Regions from separate parts of the Mus musculus genome. Here all the other regions are linked to region 1. The links are chromatin contacts, found by Hi-C or POLR2A ChIA-PET in ENCODE. All regions are on one chromosome and are shown on one strand. Each heading gives the region's core, a stretch centred on a gene start or an enhancer-like site at or near the end of the contact. The rest is flanking DNA. Distances are from core to core; before and after follow the strand shown. Region 1 holds the start of Smo (smoothened, frizzled class receptor). Region 2 holds the start of Tspan33 (tetraspanin 33). Region 3 holds the start of Ahcyl2 (S-adenosylhomocysteine hydrolase-like 2).

What was found. A loop is a pair of places that touch in the nucleus more often than their neighbours do. ChIA-PET counts read pairs that join two places held with the same protein, here RNA polymerase II (POLR2A).
Region 2: POLR2A ChIA-PET joins it to region 1 with 37 read pairs in Patski. The contact joins the promoter of Tspan33 here to the promoter of Smo in region 1. POLR2A ChIA-PET finds 5 or more read pairs at or near these places in 3 of 5 experiments (Patski and embryonic stem cell).
Region 3: a loop to region 1 is called in a map of heart, with 2.9 times the contacts of the local background. The contact joins the promoter of Ahcyl2 here to the promoter of Smo in region 1. A Hi-C loop is called at or near these places in 3 of 37 maps with a recorded cell type or tissue (T-helper 2 cell and heart). POLR2A ChIA-PET finds 5 or more read pairs at or near these places in 4 of 5 experiments (Patski and embryonic stem cell).

Annotation. Positions count from the first base shown.
Region 1 is chr6:29,733,290-29,737,218 of GRCm38, reverse strand. Smo (smoothened, frizzled class receptor) reads right to left here and starts at 1,722. Exons shown (of 12, transcript NM_176996.4): 1 at 866-1,722. The coding sequence starts at 1,208.
Region 2 is chr6:29,692,446-29,696,374 of GRCm38, reverse strand. It overlaps Tspan33 (tetraspanin 33), which reads right to left and starts at 2,161. Exons shown (of 8, transcript NM_146173.3): 1 at 1,831-2,161. The coding sequence starts at 1,932.
Region 3 is chr6:29,766,468-29,770,396 of GRCm38, reverse strand. It overlaps Ahcyl2 (S-adenosylhomocysteine hydrolase-like 2), which reads right to left and starts at 1,954. Exons shown (of 17, transcript NM_001171000.2): 1 at 1,491-1,954. The coding sequence starts at 1,859.

The DNA.
Region 1 (3,929 bases), core at 473-2,972:
ATGACAAGGACTGTCCCCTCCCCAGCACCCTACAGGCTCTCAGTCCAACTGGGTGACAGGCAGAGAGATAAACCATCCTAAATAGCCTAGGAAGGACTTGTTTGATGTAGTCTGCTGTTTTCAGGCTCTGTCACAATCCTACCCCAAGGAAAGGACTTTCTGCCACTCTGGACGGTGCCCACAGGCTCTCAACACCCCAGACTTAATGTTCCTCCACAGCATACACTGGCGTGAGGCTTCACATTTCCACAGAGCCACAAACAACTGTTTAAATCGTCTCCCTCCTTCTTAACCCGAGTGGATCAGAGCTTCCATTTTTCAGATAAGGAAACTTAAACGGGTAAAAACAAGACAAAAATCATTGGTTCCCTGGGCTGATCTAAATCAAGATTACCAGGTGGTTCGTTTGGCTTTTTAGTTACTACAAGGAGGCATTTTTTTTTTCCTTCTCAGAATGTACAAGTTTTCCTCGCCCCTTCCCTCCAAATCCTTAAATGTCTTCCACCTTCATCCTCTCTTTCTTCTCTACAACTCAGATTGCCTCAAGGTCTGAACACTGCCCAGAATCCCCATGGACTGTTGCTTCACGAATACATCTCTTCTCCCTCCTTGCATCCCCCTAACCCCATCCTTACTCGGGCTCTTTGTGACCGACTGGCTTCCCTGGTCTCTTGCCCCGACCCCTTCTCCAACACGCAGAGTCTCCTTCCCGCACGCAACCTGTCCCAAAAGTTCCGGACTCGTTTCTCCAACTATTCCGGGTGCAAGCCGCGCCCGCCCAACAGTTTGAGGCCTGAGCCTTTTCTTTCCGTCAGTGGCCGGTCCCATCACCTCCGCGTCGCAATCCCGACTCCCGCGCGCTTACCGGACCAGAGCACGAGCTTGCCGTGCGCTTCCTCCTGCGAGTCCGAGTCCCCAGCCAGCAGCGTGGTGGTGGCTCCGTAGGGCAGCGCCGAGCCCAGGCACACGTTGTAGCGCAAAGGCTCGCAGTGGGCGGCCCGGCCGCAGTGGCTCAGCAGCGGCGGCGGAGGGCTGGTCACCGGCACGTCCCTCCTCGAGCTCCCGCTGGCGCTGTGAGGCCCAGGCCCGGTCACGTTCCCGCTCAAGGCCGCCCCCCGGCCCGGGCCCCCCAGCAGTACCAGCAGCAGCAACTGCAGCAGCCTCCGGGGCGCCAGCTCGGGCCCACGCACGGGGCGGCCAGCGGCCATGGCCAAACAGCCAACTCAGCAAAAGCTGAGGCGCCCCGGAGCTCCCCGGAGTCCCCTGGCCACACACACGACCCCGGGGGCCGCGGAGGCTACTTAGGCGACCGGTGCGCCCCGAAAGTCTGGGGCCAGCTTTCGCCAGGCGCCGCGCGCGTCCGGGCCCCTCGACTCCCAACTTTGCAAACTTTGGAACCCGGGCCCCATGTTGAGCAGCGCAGGCCCGGGCCAGGATGCACAGACCCCGGACTCCCTGGCCTGGAGATCGAAGCTGTCTTCAACCCTGGGAACCCTCCGGGGCCCCGATCTCCAGCCCCATTCCCTCTCCCACCATTAAAACCGACTCCCAGCCCCTCGATGGAGGCCAGGCGCCGGCCGGGGGGGGGGGGGGGGTGCGGGAGTGGGTCCCCGGCTCCGCCCCCACGCCAGCCCGCGGCCCAGCAGCCACCTCCGCGCGAGCGCGCCGCAGCCCCCTGAGCTCTCCCTGCCGACTACCGGGCTCCTTTGTTGCTCTAGCTGGCCCTGCTCTCTGGAATGCACGGGCCTCGCGGAGCCAAGCCCGGCCCCCCCATCCGCGGAGGCTGGGGGAGGGCCCGAGCGAAGAAAAGCAAGGGGAGAGTCAGACGCTGGAGAGGAGGAGCCCCAGCTTTGGCGGCCTAAATGCCCGAAGGGGCTGGGGTGGGGGTATTCGGGAACCTTCACCCTACAGAAGACCCTCGCGGGGGGGGGGGGGGGGGGGGATGCGTGCAAGTTGTGTCCCAGAGGCACTTGACTGAATCTTTAGTTGGTCCTAAGGTTGTTTGACGTGACTTTTAGGAGAGGACATTTCTCTCAGTTTAGGGTGGCAGGGGGATGCCTAAAGCAGGCAAGAGTTTTCACTCCATTCCTGCCCAATTCCCCAGCCCTACCAATCTTTTCTTGCTTTTTGTTAGTTAGATCTTTCTCAACTTTACCTAGAACCCTGGTGGAGAAGAACCGGAGTTTGGGGGTTTTGCTTCTTTAAATTCTTCCTGCTCGAGATATATATGGGGAAATAACCTCGGAGTCACTCAGAGTAGCTGCTGTTACCTGTGGGGACAGATGTCTATCCTGAGAACATGTCAACACCAAGCCTTTATCGCTCAGGTATGTCAGGGCTGGATGGACTGTGATTTCCATCAACTGTCCCTGATGCACCTTCGGGTTTGTCCGCAGGAAACTAGTCCATCTTGGATGAATACCTGTGGCCCAGCTGCCTCATGAAGTTTCTGTCGTTCCCTTCTCCACTCAGTTCTTCTTTCTTTCTCTCTTTCTTTCTTTCTTTCTTTCTTTCTTTCTTTCTTTCTTTCTTTCTTCCTTCCTTCCTTCCTTCCTTCCTTCCTTCCGTCAGTTCTTTCTTTCTTGCAGCTTCTTTAAGTCACAGCTCCCCTAAGCAAGTCTCCCTCAACGGCTAGGAGACTGGACTGAATGAACCTTGAGTAACTTTTCCTTGTTGACGGACAACTCAATAGCATAGCTTTTCATTTCTTGTTTCTGTAAGAATAGCTCACAGTCAGCCAGATATAGATCGTTTCTGTTATCTCTGTTGTTTAAGAGCAAATTGACTCCTACACTTCAGATACATGCTTAATTGGTACCCAAGTCTCCAGAACTATGTGAGGAATCTAATTCAATTTGGGGGCTCATTTTGTGTTTTAATTTTATTCTTGTTGGTGTGATAAAATATCCTGACATAGCAACTATAAGGCTAAAAGGATGTATTCTGGACTCACAATTCTAGGTCATAGTCCATCATTGTGGAAAACCTTAGACAGGGACCTTAGCTGGTTGCATCCACAATCAAGAGCAGAGAGAAATGAATACATGCATGCTTACTGGTACTCAGCACCTTCTCTGTACTTAACACAGTCCCGGATCCCCTGTCTTGGGAATGGTGCTGCCCATCACAGGCAGACCTGCCTATATCACTTAGTGTAATCAAGACAACCACCCACAGACACACCAACAGGCTGGCTTCATCTAGAGATCCTGCATGGAGATTCTCTTCCCGGAGGATTCTAGATTGTATCAAGTTGACAATTAAAACTTTCAACAGAGCCTGGCGTGGTGGTGCATGCCTTGGGAGGCAGAAGCAGGCGGACTTCTGAGTTCGAGGCCAGCCTGGTCTACAAAGTGAGTTCCAGGACAGCTAGGGCTACACAGAGAAACCCTGTCTCAAAAAAAACAAAAAACAAAAAACAAAAACAAAAACAAAAACCCTATCATCAGAAGCCTTCCTAAAATCCTAGCATGTACTCAAGTGGTGGTATCCTTGTAGAATTTGAGAGTTTTTATTTTTCTGTGCTGGCAAGACTTGCTCTCAAGAAACATTCACAATGTCATGAAAAGTAGCTAATTTTATCCTCCAGTACAAGGACCTTATCCTCATACTCTTTGTATCAATACTCTTTGTATCAATACTCTTTGTATCAACATCCACAATGTCTTGCAAAGCAGTGAAAATTTCTCCAGTACAGGAACCTTATCTTCTTACACTCTTTGTATCCTCATAGATTACATGTGTATACACACACACACACACACACACACACACACACACACACACACACACATATCATCGCTATATATCTTTATTAGCTACTGTAAAATTAATGGTAGTTTACAGCAAAGAGAAATCAGTGTGAGAAGTGAATGATGTGGGATCTGAACTAAAGTATAACTAGAAGGGACAAGAAAGAAAGAAAGAAA
Region 2 (3,929 bases), core at 912-3,411, 41 kb after region 1:
AAAAGGGCATAGGGTGGAAGCAAACAATCCAAGAAAGCGATTGTGAGATCGTGAACACGAGTGACAGAGGCACTGGCTGCCGGCATTGAGGAGGGCAGGTAAGAGTGAGGCTCCAAAGGAGCAAGGCCTCGGCCGGGAAGCCCATGTGAGGCCCCACTGAAGGTGGTTTCACTAGTGCCTGCCCCTTTGTGGTGAGTTCCCCTTAGTACATTCCCTCAGCCCTGCAGGGTGGTGGAGAGGGCTTTTGCTGTTTTCAAATCTCCCAGGGAAGCAGAAGTAAGGCCAAGAGAACTTGGGTTGACTGGTTACCCCAGCCACAGTAGCAGCCATCCAAGTCCCGGGCTTTCCCTACACACATGCTGGCTCAATTGAAAATCACCAGCCCAAGCCTGCTAACCAGCTGGTGCCACGGGTGAAAATCCTGACTGTTGTTGCGATTTAACTTTCTCCTGTATAAAACCGTGGAAGTTCAGCAACTGCTGGATTTTCTAGTTCCAAAACCGAGACTGTGACAGAAGCCCAAAACTTCAATCTTCCCAAGAGTACAATGGCTGAGAGTGAGCGTCATCACCACCCTCTGGGATGTCTCTCATTTGTCCCAATAGGCTGGCACTTATGTACCCTGTGCCTGTGCTTCACACCAGGGCCCCTGTGAAACCTTTCCAGCAGTGGCCTTGGATCTGCCTTTTCCCAGGAGGCCGTTCAGGCCCACTATTATTCCCTCTGGCAAATCTGAACTATTGGTCTCAGGCTGAAAGAGGCAAAGATGATAGGCTTCTGGGCTGCAGCTTTGGTGCAGTAGAAGCTGGCAGAAGAATGGAGAGATGGGGAAGGACTTCCCCTTGTTATCAAATCCAGAGGGGCCCACGCACTCTCTGGCTATGAAACAGGACTCAGCTAGCATTCTCTAATGGGCTCCCCCTCCCCCTGAATTCTCAGCCCTCTCCTGCCATCCCCCAATACACTGCATTAGATTTTTGCTGGGAGGAAGGGCAGGCCTGTGGACTTGAACATATTTACCCAGATCAGTCAAATCAATAAGGATGGTAGAGAGGGGACGGAAATCCAGGTGTCAGGAGCTCGGGGTTAATATTGTTTACACTTTTCCACCCCAAACAAAAGATTCTGAAAGGAGCCATAGCTTCCAGCCCAACAACAACAACAACAACAACAACAAAATCCTATTTGAATCATCTGAAGCCTGTCAGCTCCAAGTAGAGAAGCTGGTCTTGAAGAAGGTAGGGCAAAGTTTAGGGCCATGCTGGGGTACACATCGGACCTGGAGACCATTCTTAACCCTTTTCAGCCCTGACAGGAGCAGACACCCGAGGCCTGCAAAAGGGACAGATATAGTCCCTTGACACAAGCCCCTGAGGAACTGGGGCGAAGGAAGGCTTGGGGTTTCTCTTCCTTCTCTCTCCCTCCACCCCCGCCCCGCGCCCCGTATGGCCAGTCGGGCCTTCCAGCCCCCAGGCCTGAAAGTCCCTAACCATGAAATATGCCCATGGGGCTGTCCAGCCAGCTCTTTCTTTCCCCAAACCCTTTTTATTTCATGGCCTGACACAGATCCTCATCCCTGCTAAAGCTTCATCCCTGGCAGCAAGGATGATTGCCCACCTCTTAACGTCCCCTTTTGACACGGCGCCACTGTGGTTTTCCTCCCCCGGAGAAATGCCCCCAAGTGTCACCAGCTCAGAAAACTACGAAGCACCACTCGACACGCTCCTGGGCACCGGGCAGCCCAGGCCAAACCTCCCAGCCTCAGGCAGCCCCCTCGGCGCTCCAGAGATGCCCGAGAGTCCGGGTGCCCCCTGACCCCCCGAATCTCACCCAGAAGAGCATGTTGAAGAAGAAGAGCAGGTATTTCACCAGCGGGCTGACGAAGGAGAACTCGTCCCCGTAGGCAGCCGGCACGCCAGGTCTCCGCGCCATGGTCCGCCGCTGCCCCCGGGGGGCCTATCTCCCAGCGGCCACCGGCCCACCTGTGCGCCCTGCAGCCCGGGGCGGGAGCCGCGGGGCCACGGGGACCCGAACGCCGGGGCAGCCGCGCCGCGCCGGGAGCCGCCCGAACCGTGCGTCGGGGAGCCGCGCGGCCAGGGAACGGCGCCGCCGCTGAAGCCGCGGCGGGCAGCGTGAGCAGCGGAGACTCCACCGCGGCCGCAGACCAGCTTGGCCCGCCCGGCTCTCAGGAAACCGGGCCCGCCCCCCGGACGGCCATTGGTGAGGCTGCCCGAGGCTGACTTCTCATTGGTCGGCGGCCCATGTCACTAAGCAGCCAGCCATCCCTCTCCTCCGAGAGGCGGGGGAGACACCTGTTCTGTGAGGGACAACTTGCTAAAGGGTCAGTGGTTCTGCTTCTGCCCGCCTAGACGGAAAGCCTGCAGGCTGCAGCTGCTTAAGGGAAAAAGAATGAGGAAAAGGAATGTTTCCTGCATCCCACACCCACGTCCTCTGCCCAGTTGCTGTGCACGCACGCAAACACACGTACGTTAAAATCAACAAGTACGCACTTTGTGTGTTGAGCAATTCGTTAAACGCTGTGGGAATAGAAAAGAAGGTTGATCCTCAGGGATCAAGACAATAAAATCAGAGTGACAAATGACAGGTACTAACAACCAGAAAGAGAAGAATAAATACCCCTGCTTAGCAATCAAATACTTTAAATGCTCGTTTTAAAAGCCTCATAACCTAACAGTGGAATTCTCAAACCATCCTTTTCTCTCATTACCGTCCAACCTCTCTATCCAAACCCTCTCAGAACGTTTGTTTACGTGGAGACACCGGTTTTTTGTTTTTAATTTTGTTTTGTTTTGTGTTTGGCATGTTAATAGGATATGCACAGATTGACTCCCAAGTACAATGTGGTGTACATTGTACTAGCTACACAAGTACGATTTTAACCTGGGGAGGAGTCTGATTTTGCCATCAATAGCGTGATTCCCCAAGCTACACTTTTTGTAACGTTGAGTGGGAAAACTGCAGCGTAAGGCATTGATCAAATAAGAATCTGTTAGTGCATGCAAATGACTTACACGGAGATGGCTGATAAGGGGGCTCACTAAAATGTGGTACTTTCACTCCTTTAAAAGATTCTTTTAAAATGTGTGTGTGTGTGAGTGTGTGTGTGTGTGTGTGTGTGTGTGTGTGTACCACTGTGCACACAGGTGCTGATGGAAGCCAGAAAAGGATGTCAGATCCCCAGGAACTGGAGTTACCGGGATTTGTGAGCTCCTTAAGTCAGTGCTGGGAACTGAACTTTGGTCCTCTGTAAGAGCAACAAGTGCTCTTAATAACTGAGCCATATCTCTAGCCCTGGTATTTTGTTTCAATAGGATTCAAAATCCAGTGTGGAAATACAATAACTGCATGAATAACTATTATGTAATTGGAAGAAGTTGAGCACCAGAAGGTGTCATGGCGGGAGAAACGAGGAGGATGAGATTTTAGAGACAGTGGGGACGTGAAATCCAGGTGGACACAAAAAGGTGTGTCGAAGCTTGGACAGATAAAAGCAAACCGCGTGTTGTGTGGAAACTAAGCCTATCACTTTTCCCGGCTTGGTGCAGCGGTGCCTGAGAATGCAGTATGTGTTCAACTGAATGGAGGCTGTAGAAGGACTTGAGATCAGATTACTGAGTTTGTGTTGAATTGATTTGGAAATAAGAGTTTTAGAGAAGGAAATGGGGTAAGATCGCTGTTTTCAGAGAGAGTTGGAAAGAGGCTGGAGAAAGTTTAATGGCAGCACTTAGGAGGAAGGGGCAGATGAATCTCTGGGAGTTCGAGGTAAACCTGGTCTACATTTGAGTTCTAAATCAGCCAGGGGCACACAATGAGATCCTATCAAACCAGAAGGAGAAGGAGAAGGAGAAGGAGAAGGAGAAGGAGAAGGAGAAGGAGAAGGAGAAGGAGAAGGAGAAAAGAAAATTTAA
Region 3 (3,929 bases), core at 705-3,204, 33 kb before region 1:
GACTTATTCAAAAGTTAAATCTGGGGAAGGGAGTACTATGTTCAAACTTAGGTCTGCACCTAAGTATAAACTTCACTCTAAAAGTAAATTGTTAAACATTTTACCCTTAAAAGAACTAAATTACAAACTTTAGGGAAAAAAAAAAAACAGTCACAAGAAAAAGATTTGGCCAAAGCTACAAACCATCTTAACAAGTGAGAAATAGGCTTTGGATTTCCTAATTTTGACCTAAGTACTTCCAGCACTAGCCCAGGCTGCATCTTTTAAGTGTAATTCCTCCATTTAACTATAATTGCATGGAGAGGGGAGGACAACACACCAAACTGCAAAGGACACAGCATGCCCTAAAGCACTGTTAAATTCCTTCAGTCTTGCCTCTGACATCATTTAGCACTACCAAATGAAAAAGTTAACTGCCCTAAGTCATGAGGTAATTACAACAAAATGTTTTGCTGGAGCCAAGGTTCACCTAAACTCTACATAGTAAACCCAATGTACACTTCATATCTTTTTTTACTGTTGTTCTGACGGAACAAAATGCACCCATTATAATGGGAAAAAACGTAAATCATTGTGTTCATACTGTTCCCAAGAAATGAAAGCCACATTTTTTTTTAGATGATCCACAGATCTTGTCTTTTACCTCTTGTGCTGACATCAATAAATGGGAGAAAAAACGAGGGGAGTGGGTAAAGGGTATAGCCAATATATAAATAATTCGGGGGTACCATCATTACACGTTTCTATTTATGAAGGAAGCCGACAGCCCCAAACGATTACTTTCCTCAAAGTAGCAAGCATTTCTTCCTAACACTTTCTGCTCACGATAAAGATATGAATAAAATAAGCATTCTCTTCAGGTACAATCTGGTAATCCTAGAGACCAGCCCTCTTCAGGGTGAATGAAGCATCTTTCCATTACCGGTCTACAATCGCAGTACAAGAGAATTGCAATGGCTAGAAAGGAAGGGCACAGATCAGTACTACCCTGTGGAGAGCTGTTGGCCACAGAAAGGCAGAAAGTCATCATCTGTACAGAAGCCAGGCAACTCAGAGGGTTTCCCGAGCTCTCATGAGAGAGAGCTAACTACAGCTTCCTCGTTCTCCAAGGAAAAAGATCTTGCTATCCTTATCGCTGGAGGGAAGGTTTTTCTATGCCACCGAACAGTCCGGAAAATTACACGCGGGAGTGTGCTGGAGGCGCCGGGTGTAGTAGTAGGTGCTTCTCCTCCCCCTGCCTCGTTCAAGTAGTAGTGAAGGGCGCTACCTCCATGTTATTAGTAAAGTACGCCCGTGGTACCTAGAGGCTTCGCTTCGCAGCGGAGCACCGGGTGGCGGCCGCTCTAAGAGCGGGTTCAAGGGTGGGAGAAGACTCTCGGCTCCACGATCTAGAGGGTGTGGAACCGGGTGCCGCCGTGCCCTGAAGGGCCGCCACTCCCGTGCCCGCCCTCCCCGCCTCTCCGAGAAGCGAGGCAGCCCGACCCCAGTACCTTCTTGACCGTGCGCGGCGCCTCGGTGACCGTGCCGTCGGGGCTGACCAAGGCCTCGCCGCCGTCGCGATGCCGCTGGTGCTGGTGATGAGGGTCGCTCCGCTTCATGGCGGACGCTTGAGGGACCTTCCCGGCCGCAGGGCTCAGAGCCGCGGTGGGCCCCGAGCCCGGGCCGGGGGCCGGGGGCCGCTCCGCCGCGGGAGCCGGAGCTGGAGCCTCTGGGTCCCCGCCACCCGCTGGGGGTACCATGGCGCCCACGGCCGCCGCGCTCAGTCCCAACTGGGGCTCCGCCTCGGAGGGGCTCAGATCCTTCAGCTCCACCTCAGGCACCTTGGCGGCTGCCGCTGCTGACACAACCTGCACCGACATCACCGCCTCCACTGCAACCGCCGACTCTGACTCTCGCACCAGCTCCCACTCGGCCCCGCCTCCCGCCTCCCTTCCCCTTCCCTCCCCCATACCCCCACTCCTCCCCTCCATCGCCTCCGCTCCCACCCCCTTCCTCCGCCCGCCCGCTCGCTCGCCGCCAGCCCGGCCTCTCGAGCCTCGCCCCACCCCTGTCTGACTCACGCGCGAGGCGCCACAGAACCTGTAGTGCGCTTGCTCCGGGTTGCACGCGACTAGAAGACCGTGGGACCTCAGCAACCAACTTGCACTGCGCTCGCCTCGCGGGGGGGTGGGTGGGGGATAGGCCGCAGAGTCCCCTGGGAGTTGTAGTCCTTTCGTCCCTCCTCCGGAAAGTAGTTTTTGATGGAGAGGGAACTCCCAGGACAGCGACTAACAGAAAAGTATAAAAACGGATGACGCGACGGAATAGATGAGGAGAATGTCTCCAGAGGGGTTGTGGTTTCCGGAAAGGAATGCCAGAAACCCCAGGGAAAGTGGGGGGCAAGAATGACTCGCTCCCCTGACGGCGTGAATTTCCTCCGGAGTGTGCGCATGTGTGCTATCACGTGGGCGGCCTTTAAAGGAAAAGCGGCAGGTCAGGTGAGATGAATTCCGGCTCCAGGCTAGAAGGCATGGGGTTTCTCCATTCCGTTCCGAGCCTTTCTTCAGTGGGTTGGTTTCTAGAAGAAAAGAAATAAGCCATTTCCTGCTGTCATGCTTTCTGGCGTACTCTTGAATTAAGTAACTAAAATCAAATCCCCAAAGAAAGAAATCTCGTCAGGGTATGGTGGAGTACGCAGTAATAATTTGAACATCTGAAGTGTATGCGTCACCAGTGATAATAGTTCGAGGCCAGCTGAGCTATGAAGCAAGGCCCTGTCTTTAAAAAAAAAAAAAAAAAAGTTAATTCTACCGCACACATGTAATTAAAGGACCAGAAAAGAACTGGGAATCTACCCTGGGCCCTCTAAATGAGCAACAAATTCAATTAACTTTTGACCAGATCACCAGCTGCCAGTTTTATTTTTAATAACAAAAATAAAATAAAATTGCGTACCATTTGGTCATAGTGGTAAGCCCAACACTCAGGAGACAGAGACCTGAGAATCAGAAATGTGTTGAGGTTAGCTTTGACTGCTTAGCCAAAGCCTGTCACAAAAAGAAGAAACTTACCTGAAAGTAATGTTCTACTGATGATAGAATTTTTTTTCTTTTAAGAAGAGTTCTCCAATAGTCTTTTAATGATAAAAGGAAATAAATGCTTATAATTTTAAAAATCAGACTAAAAGCCAGGCGGTGGTGGCATAAGCCTTTAATCCCAGCACTTGGGAGGCAGAGGCAGGCAGCCTGGTCTACAGAGCAATTTCCAGGACAGCCAGGACTACACAGAGATACCCTGGCGGGGAAGGGGAAGGGGCATATAACAACATCAAGATGGCTTATCAGTTAAGAGCATCTGCTGCTCTTCCAGAGGTCTGGAGTTCAAGTCCCAGCAACCACATGGTGGCTCACAACCAACTATAGTGGTGATCTGATGCCCTCTTCTGACCTGCAGATGTACAAGCAGTTAGAGCACACATATACATTACAGAAAGAGGGAGGAAGGAAGTTAGACTAAAAAGTAGGAGACAACACCATACTTTCTAGGGATTTGAGAGTTGGCTCAAAATTTATGAGCCCTTGCTGTAATTTGTTCCCAACAACTACATTGGGCAACTCACAACCACCTGCAACTCCAGCTCCAGGGGGTGTGACACCCTCTTGTCCTACAGACACACACATATGCATAAGCTTAAAAATTATTTTAGTTGCACATTCTTTAAATTTTTATGTGAATATTACCTAAAGGGGGAAAAGGGCACTAAGATGTGGTTGACTTTTAGCATATTATGAGGTAGGCTTTTTTATTCCTAAAGAAACTGAGGCAAAGAGGATTATGGTTTGTGGCTGTTCAAAAAGTGACTGCAGCCCTAACAGCTCCCTTGGACTACCGGCCAGCTTGTCATTGGAAAAGCTACTTTTTTCTAAGCAAGAATAAGACAGAGACAAACG